3 separate regions of the Homo sapiens genome follow, and regions 1 and 3 are each linked to region 2. The links are chromatin contacts, found by POLR2A ChIA-PET in ENCODE. All regions are on one chromosome and are shown on one strand. The core of a region is the stretch at or near the end of the contact, and the rest is flanking DNA. Distances in the headings are between cores, read along the strand shown.

Region 1 (2,700 bases), core at 142-2,641, 110 kb before region 2:
TTTGGCCTTAGTTAAGAAGTGGGCTGTCAGTCTCTAGCATGGAACCTTCCAGAAGAGATTTTCAAGAATACTCATATAGACATGATTTTGACCTTAAATGCCTACCTAAGGTTTGAATCCATTATATTGCTTAATGATTTTTCTATTTTTCAGGGTACTTGCATTTTAACAAAAGATAATGGAATTAGTCAGCTTATAGAATTATAGGCATCGTTGAACATCAACTAAATATGTAAATGGAAGATGACTAGGTATCATTTTACTATTTTTATCTCTGAGGAAGAATCTGGGTGACAAGTTTCTATGCCTTTTTTTTTTATAATAGCGCTTCTGAAATTATACCAAGCAAGCAGCCATATACTCTAGTAAATCATAAGGCCAGCCTTGATTTTATTGATGATTGTCCAAGTTTCTAAAAACTATAATATGATAAATATTTCAACATTAAAACCATATATTTTGCCTCTGGTTCTCAATTTCTTCATCTATAGAATTAAAGTATTAATACTTAGATGCTCCAAATCTATTCTAGCTTCACCCAACTTATAATTGTTTTAGCTCTGAAATTCTGTAATTATTACATCACATTGGACTAGATGCTGAATATATTAATAATTGCATTGTGTAATGGAGGGAATTTTAACATCTTGGTGTATTTCAGAATCATCCCCGTGAATTAAGGTTGCTTTAATTATTGCTCTGCAAAGATACTAATTAGTGGAGTGTTATGGTTTCTACGGCCTAATAATGTTTCCTAGGTGAAATAAAAACATACTTCTTTTCTGTGCCCTAAATTCCAATTTAAAAGGATAAGAGAAAAAACAAAATTTTTATAACCTTAATGGACATTTTAGCTAAGATTTTGATTTGAAAAGTACATTTTAATAGAAAATAGTAGTGCAATATTGTTGCATCACAGAGTCTTAAATAGCGTGGTTCATAAGTGAGGTAACTTGTTTTTCTGGACTTATGGCCCATTGGGGAGGGAAAGATTGTCTTTACTACTTAGAAAGTTTTCATGCCTTTTTATGCTGTATCAGGAATATAACAGCTATATTTTGGCAGCACATTATGGGCGGGGGCCCTGTAGAAAAAGACAAGGGACCTTGATCGGTAAGTTTCCTAACTGAGGTGCTGAACCAAAGCCAAAGAAAGTTTTTAAACATCTGTAAACCTTTTTGTTAGTACTGATGGGGCAGTATGCCTATTTGTCTCTCTCAGATTTACGACTGTTTTATTATTTTACTGTAATTATTTTAAGAGCATTTTTATTAGGCTAGAAAGAGAGCTGTAAGTGAACATATGATACTCTACTAATGGGGAACAGGTGAGAATAATAGCGCCACTGGAAACAAGAAAGCTAAAATTGTGGTAGCACTTCCTCCAGGTATTTAGCTTAGGCTTAAGCAGAGTTGTCTGAAAGTTAACAGGAAAAGAAACTACTTGTGAAGTGTTAAAAACCACAACCTAAAAAAAATTTTTTTTATCATATCATATTATAGTGTATTAAGAACTACTTGTCACAGTTAAGCTGGTTTAGTAGTATTTGATAAATACACTTTCCCTCAAACCTCAGATAAAAACAAACAAAAAACACTAGATCCCAGCATCAGAAACTGGTTTGTTTCTTTTTCATTCTCCTGGAGCCAAGTGTGTAACAATATTAGTGCCATGCCATCTTTTATTAGGCAAAGAATGATGGTTAAGCTTTCCATTCCTCACAAAAGGACTACAGTCTAAAGTTAAAATTCATATTAATTATTTGAAACTCTGAACTTACTTTTTCACTCAGACAAATCGTAAAGCCAACCCACAAAAGCTGATTTTAACTGCATAGGTTTGCTGAACTATAAAGCTGGAAGCAGTAATGACATTTAGATTCTATTTTAGCAATGTTTCTATGAAAAAAACTAAATTTTAACTGAGAATTCCAACAACACTCCCTCCCTCCCCATTCTGATGACTCCTCTCTTTCCTAAGTGTACCTTGGTAGGAAAAGGTCCTAATAAGAGGCTAGAAGAGGGTGGAAATTCTGAATGGGGCCTAGAATTGGAAAAGAATGGTGGGGAGTCTTGAGGGTTTCTGAAAGTCTTTGATTTTAATAATACAAAGGGCAGATACAATAAGGAGGGCAATTACTATGCTCTGGGAGTTACAGAAGTTTAGTAATGAGCTTGTCCCTATTAATCATTAATATGTGATAGTGGTGCAGTGGTCACGTCTGTAATCCCAGCACTTCAGGAGGCTGAGGCAGGAGGATCACTTGAGGCCAGGAGTTTGAGACCAGCCTAAGTAACATAGCAAGACTCCATCTCTACAAAAATAAAAATAGAAATAAATTAGCTGGGTGTGGTGGCATGCACCTGTAGTCCCAGCTACTGGGGAGGCTAAGGTGGGAGGATCACTTAAGCCCAGGAATTTGAGGCAGCAGTGCATTATGACTGAGCCTGGGCAACAGAGTGAGACCCCTTCTCAAAAAAAGTGACAGAGGTTCTAAGGCTACATGAAGCCCAGTAAGAGTCAGTGACTGTGTTCTTTTCCTTTTCCTTTTTTTTTTTCCCTCTGCCGGGTAGTCACATCTTTGCCTTTGTCCCCAAGAGTCCTGAACACCTTATTTCCTATATTTCCAGTACTAAGGTTCTTCCTACCTACTCCATATGTCAGCTTTCTCCCGACCTTTTATACTCAGTCTTTTACTTC
Region 2 (2,700 bases), core at 96-2,595:
GAAGGCATAAACCTTGTTCATCCTTTTCACCATTGTACATCCAGCTCCAAGTCCAGTGCCTGGTACATGGTGGGCGCTCAATAGGCATTTATTAATGGAATGAATGAAGGGGTGGACATCTACAAAGGAAAGACTGGGATATCAGAACACCATGGGCTAAGCAGACAATATCTCTGAGGTAGACAGATTTTAAGATTTTTTTTGAAAGCAGAGGAGTAAAAAATAATGGATGAAAGAAAAATGGACTCTGTAGTTACCCAGCTCAGGCTAACTTGTCTATGTTTAAGACCTTTCAGAGGCCGATCAGTCGCTTCCTCTTCCGTGTTAACAAAGCATCCTGTTCCTGCCTCTATAACCCCCATCCATCACAGAATAAAAAATAACGGATGAAAGAAAAATGAACTCTCTGGAAGGGGACCAGCCTCTGTGTATTTGTTCTCTAGCCTATCTCATTTCTGACAGCAGCTCCTTCCCAAGCTCCTAAACTCCCGGGCCCCACCCCTTTCCCCACCTGACTGGTCACACGTTCACCCCTTCTCTCCATCACCAGCGTCACTGGTTCAGTTTAAGCTCACTTCATCTCTTACCCAAACTCTACAGCCCCCTGGATGGGCTCCTTCCACAGTTTGCCCCCATAGCTGCTCACTGCTGCCAGAGGGGGCATCTCAAAGCTCCGCCTTCCCTGCTCAAAGGCCTCCTGCGACTTCCGGCCCAGCCAGTAGCACCCATAGCCTAAAGGTTCCTCAGTCTCTGAAGTGTGGTTTATCCCTCCAAACTCATCTCCTTTGCCTCGGCACCACCCTGGCCATCTTTCAGACTCTGCACCACATGAGGTCCTCAACCCTTCATGACGCCATGCCTTTGAATAGGCGGCTTCCTCCGCCCAGAGTGCCCTCGATTACACTTTGCCACCCCTTCTCCCCCGGGCCATCTCCTGCTCATTTTTTTCTTTTTTCTTTTTCGAGACAGAGTCTCGATCTCGGCTCACTGCAACCTCCGCCTCCTGGGTTCAAGCGATTCTCCTGCCTCAGCCTCCCGAGTAGCTGGGATTACAGGCAAGCACCACCACACCCTGCTAATTTTTGTATTTTTAGTAGAGACAGGGTTTTGCCATGTTGGCCAGGCTGGTCTTGAACTCCTGACCTCAAGTGATCCGCCCGCCTCGGCCTCCCAAAGTGCTGGGATCACAGACATGATCCACCGCGCCCGGCCTCCTGCTCATTTTTCAAAACCCAGCTCAAGATAACTTCTCTGTGAAGTCCTTTCCGAGGCTGATCAGTCACTTCCTCTCCTTCCTCTTCCGTGTTACCAAAGCATCCTGTTCCTGCCTCTACAACCCCCATCACAGAAGCATTGTCACTTGTCTTCAGGCATCTTCTCTCCCATGGTGAGCTCCTCTAGGGTACAAACCACTTCTTATTCCTCTTTCTATTCAGAGGACAACAAATGTGCTCATAAAAAGCTCTTAAATGTTCAGCTACTGGAGGGCTGGAAGAGTGAATGAGAAGGGGAAGGAGGAGGGGAATGAGGAGGGGGAAGAAAGAAAGAAGGGACAGGAGCGACAAAAGAGAGGTTTTTCCCTTTAAGACACCTCTGGCAAGAAAGTGCGGGAGCTTAGCAGAGGCCTGGGTGAACCAGGGCCTAAAACCCTGAGGGAGAAGGATCAGGAAAAGGCCACCACGCAGATGCAGCTCTGAAGGCCCTGTATCTTGAGAGACTTGTCACCAACCTCTGAGAGCCACCAATCTCACTGTGGGATGATGGTGGGGCCCTGAATGCTCAGACCAGTGGCCTTTTCTGGAAAAAATGCAGGAAAAAAAAAAAAAAAAGGGTGTGGGGAGGAGAGTCTAGCTAAATCATGTGGTCACAGTAAAGGCAAGTTCCAAGTCAACCCATTTAACTGAATTTTGCTCCTACTTTTGAATTCATTATATACAAGTGAAAATTAAAAAAAAGAAAACAAGAACTCTCAGTTGAACAGAGATAAATCTGTGAAAATTATCAATGAGTTCTGTGCTCTACAGCAGGGTCTTTATTTCCCACCCTCAAGAAAAGCCCACCCACTGGGCCCTCCCCCAAAGCAGGAGTTAACCAAAGCCCAAGCTTCATGCTTGGAGGTGTGCATCCATTTCTTTCTTAACTTTCTATTCTAATTTATATTATCTATAAATGCACAAACTTAAACACACATTTTTCTTTTTTATTGTATATAATCTTTCAAACCACCTCAAATCCCTTACTTAAAAAAAGTCTTGTTTAGTCTCTAAAGGACTTAGTAGAGAAATTCTCAACCTCTTAAGTAGCATTTCACCAAGAAATAGCACACTGAAAAACACAAGTTTTAATTCCTATCTTTTCCCCCATCTCTTAACTTGCAATCCTGTGGGACTTGCAATCCTGAAGGCAGCCCATAGGAAGAAGAAAAAAGAGAAGAAAATGACACTGATAATCCACAAAGAGGACTAATACAAATGTAAGTTTCCTTGCTTATTAGCAATTGTTAGGTGATGTTTAGGACAAAAGGGGACCTAAGGTTTTGGTAAATACCCAGGAAGAAACATTCCATTTTGCTTCTGGTTACCAATCTACTACTGAAAAATGACTGAGCTACACTTGACAACTTTCTGGTGCTCACTTTTCTGAGAAAGCTTCTTTCCATGTTCCCCAAATTATTTGATCATAACAGGTACCACCCTCAGT
Region 3 (2,700 bases), core at 194-2,693, 130 kb after region 2:
GATACGGTATCCCCCATTCTGCCTGTTGAGGTCCTCCTCATTCATCCAAGTTCAACTGAGGGGCCTCACCCACCAGAACAAGTCATACTTTTTCAGCATGCGTGCAGTGTTGGGTTTACACTTCACTTTGGTCACATGTGTGCCTTGTCTTAGAGTTCTTTGTATACATGTCTGTTTCTCTCACTTGATTTTAAGCACCTGGAAGCAAGAATCATCTCTATACCTAGATAAAGATTGCTATCTTCCTATGCCTGGCTGTGCTCAACAGAGATGAGATGCTATCTGTTGGTTTTGCAATACTGTGGAATTATCCTCCATGCTATCCCTGTCACTTCATTGCCTGTGCTGGTCCTTTTGTATCATTTAAATTTGGTGACCCCTTCAGAACTCACACAGTTTGAATAGTTCTGCTTTCCAGTATTCATCAAAGTTACACCAGCAATGACAACTTTAAAGAAACAATGGCAAATAGGCATCAATCTCTCCCTTCTGACTCTTTGAAAGAAGAATATAGTGCAGGAGAAACACAAACCTAGTAAAATAATTGTTGTAAATCCATATCATCAAGTTTTCCCCTCTGGTCTCTACAGCAAGTTACTGGGTGCATGGGAGTTCATCTTTAAGAACAGAGCTGTCGGAATGACGCCAGGGCTGAAGCCCGAATAAAGCCGCAGAGCCAGGCGCACTTGCTAATGATCTAGGAGAGGGTCCCGCCGCACGCAATCAAACACACAGCACACTCTTGGGGTTCAAAAGCTCCCTTTCATGCGCCCAGAATGTTTATTTTTTTTAAGAGTGGCAAATGAAAATGAATTTCTAATCTGCATCACAACCAGAGTGCACCATGCATGGAAAAAAAAGCCCTTCCCTGACACAAAGGCCACGGCCATCTGGAAGAAAAGCCACCCTCCTAAGCAGATCAGCTGCAGGTTCCATCGCACTGGGGCGGATTTGCCCGGAAACAGGCATCTTGCCTTTATTAACTTACCCCGTCATTAACAGTAATCAGCATTGTCCGCTCCATCTAATTCTTACTGAGCACCTGTGTATGTGGTGTTGCGTGGCCTGTCCCTGAGAGACCCTAAGGACAAATGCATCCTCTCTTGTCCCAAAGCCAGCTTCGTCAACAGGAGGTGCTTTGGAAAAGTAGTGTGAGCAGGGCCAAAACCAACCAAAGCCAACACGATTTTTAAAAGTGCGGTGTGTGTGCAGGTGAATGTCAAGCCCTCACTGGTAAGAAGGTGCTCTCGGGGCCCTCTCCTGCTTCTTCAGGCCTCCCCCAACCCAGGCCCCTAGGAGCACAGCCAGATTTCCTCCCTCATTCTGCAGTGCAACAAGGCTCTCGCCTCAGTGCACTGAGCCCGCTCCTGCTGCGGGAACCCAGGCTGGAGTGTGAAACCAGCTCTCTGCCTGCCGCAGGGACTGTTATCACCGCTCCCCACGCTGCTTCCTGTCACGTATCCTGTGCCAATGCTGTGTCAAGCCCATCTTACATTTTTCAAAGTGTCTTTAGCATCATTTCCTGAGCCTGAACATTTGCTCGTCCTGCAAAACAAGAACTCATTTTACAAAGTTTCACTCAGGATTATTAGGACCACAGAGGCAAGAGTAAACACTATTCTCTTATCAGCAAGAGAGACAGAGAGCCCAGCTTTGCTGTGACACTCCAGTAATTTGCAAACCAGAGCAGGTCTGTGTGTTTTTATCTAAGTAGAGAGACCTGCTCTTCCAGTTAAAAAAATCATATTAAAAATTACACCATTCCCTCTCCCCACATAATTTAGCATCAGATAATTTTCTGCAGTGATTCCTCCTTTCTCGAGGGCTGCGAGGAGGCAGCATGGAGGTGCCAGGAGTTTGGCTCAGTGTACAGGTGGCCGGCATGTTAGTCTCAGCCCAGCTCACTGTAAATAATGCAGCCTGACAAGATTTCTCCTTTCCTTTCACCTTTCGCCTAACTCTTTCAGCCCGCTCGCTTACATCATCCTGGTTGGATTTAAATAGCTAACTGTGCCATGTTCTCCTGGACACAAACCACCGGACTGGCCACCTCCGTAGCTAGCCTCTACCTAGTAGAGCTCTGGGGCCAATGGCTGCCAGAGCTCAGCGCTTGCTGGAGTCCAGTGAATTTTCTGTCACTAAGGGAGGGAAAAACGTAGAGGCACAGGAGGTCTGTTCATGCATGGGAATACTTGCATGCCTGGGCAATGAGTTGTGTTGTGTGAATCTTACTATGTCCTGGGTATAAAGGGAAAAGATAATGTGCATCCTTTGTTCCCTCCTATTAAACTATAACTAGATGATACATTCAAACTCAGTGGTTAACTTATGAAATGATTTCAGCTCAAAAGATGGGTAGAAAATCTCTGGGAACTGCAACCTTTCCCTTTTCATTTTAAGGATATGTTAGCTACATTCTTGCGGCAGTGCAATGTTGCATGAATATCAAGCTGAGTTTAACTCCACTATGCTCCACAACAAACGCTTTTAATTATTTTAACTTTTAAGTAATGAATTATGAGTTGAGAAGTCTGCTAAGCTGTTGTCTTCAATAAGAACTCTTGCAAAGAAAAAGGCTAGAAGACAAAAATGACTGAAGAAGTTAAGGGTGAGACTAATGTAACCCACTGGAATCACATCATTCTAGAATTTTAATTAAGTAAATCTAAAAGCACTAGAGAGCCATTTACACAAATAATA

What was found. ChIA-PET counts read pairs that join two places held with the same protein, here RNA polymerase II (POLR2A).
Region 1: POLR2A ChIA-PET joins it to region 2 with 10 read pairs in activated CD4-positive, alpha-beta memory T cell. The contact joins the enhancer-like site here to the promoter of ARMC2-AS1 in region 2. POLR2A ChIA-PET finds 5 or more read pairs at or near these places in 8 of 52 experiments (K562, OCI-LY7, Panc1 and 4 more).
Region 3: POLR2A ChIA-PET joins it to region 2 with 12 read pairs in AG04450. The contact joins the enhancer-like site here to the promoter of ARMC2-AS1 in region 2. POLR2A ChIA-PET finds 5 or more read pairs at or near these places in 2 of 52 experiments (AG04450 and activated T-cell).

The regions. Positions count from the first base shown.
Region 1 is chr6:109,035,407-109,038,106 of GRCh38, reverse strand. The region is part of intron 1 of SESN1 (sestrin 1); the gene reads left to right. It also overlaps a transcript of ARMC2 not described here. Among named protein-coding and RNA genes, the nearest start is that of SESN1, 58 kb to the left of the region's middle. Within about 2 kb of position 1,391, at least 3 of the 41 ENCODE cell types and tissues checked have a DNase peak (open chromatin) inside an H3K27ac peak, as active enhancers do.
Region 2 is chr6:108,922,748-108,925,447 of GRCh38, reverse strand. ARMC2-AS1 (ARMC2 antisense RNA 1) reads left to right here and starts at 1,345. Exons shown (of 3, transcript NR_104137.1): 1 at 1,345-1,387; 2 at 2,404-2,473. The region is part of intron 10 of ARMC2 (armadillo repeat containing 2); the gene reads right to left.
Region 3 is chr6:108,797,499-108,800,198 of GRCh38, reverse strand. No RefSeq gene overlaps it. Among named protein-coding and RNA genes, the nearest start is that of LINC00222, 47 kb to the right of the region's middle. Within about 2 kb of position 1,443, at least 11 of the 41 ENCODE cell types and tissues checked have a DNase peak (open chromatin) inside an H3K27ac peak, as active enhancers do.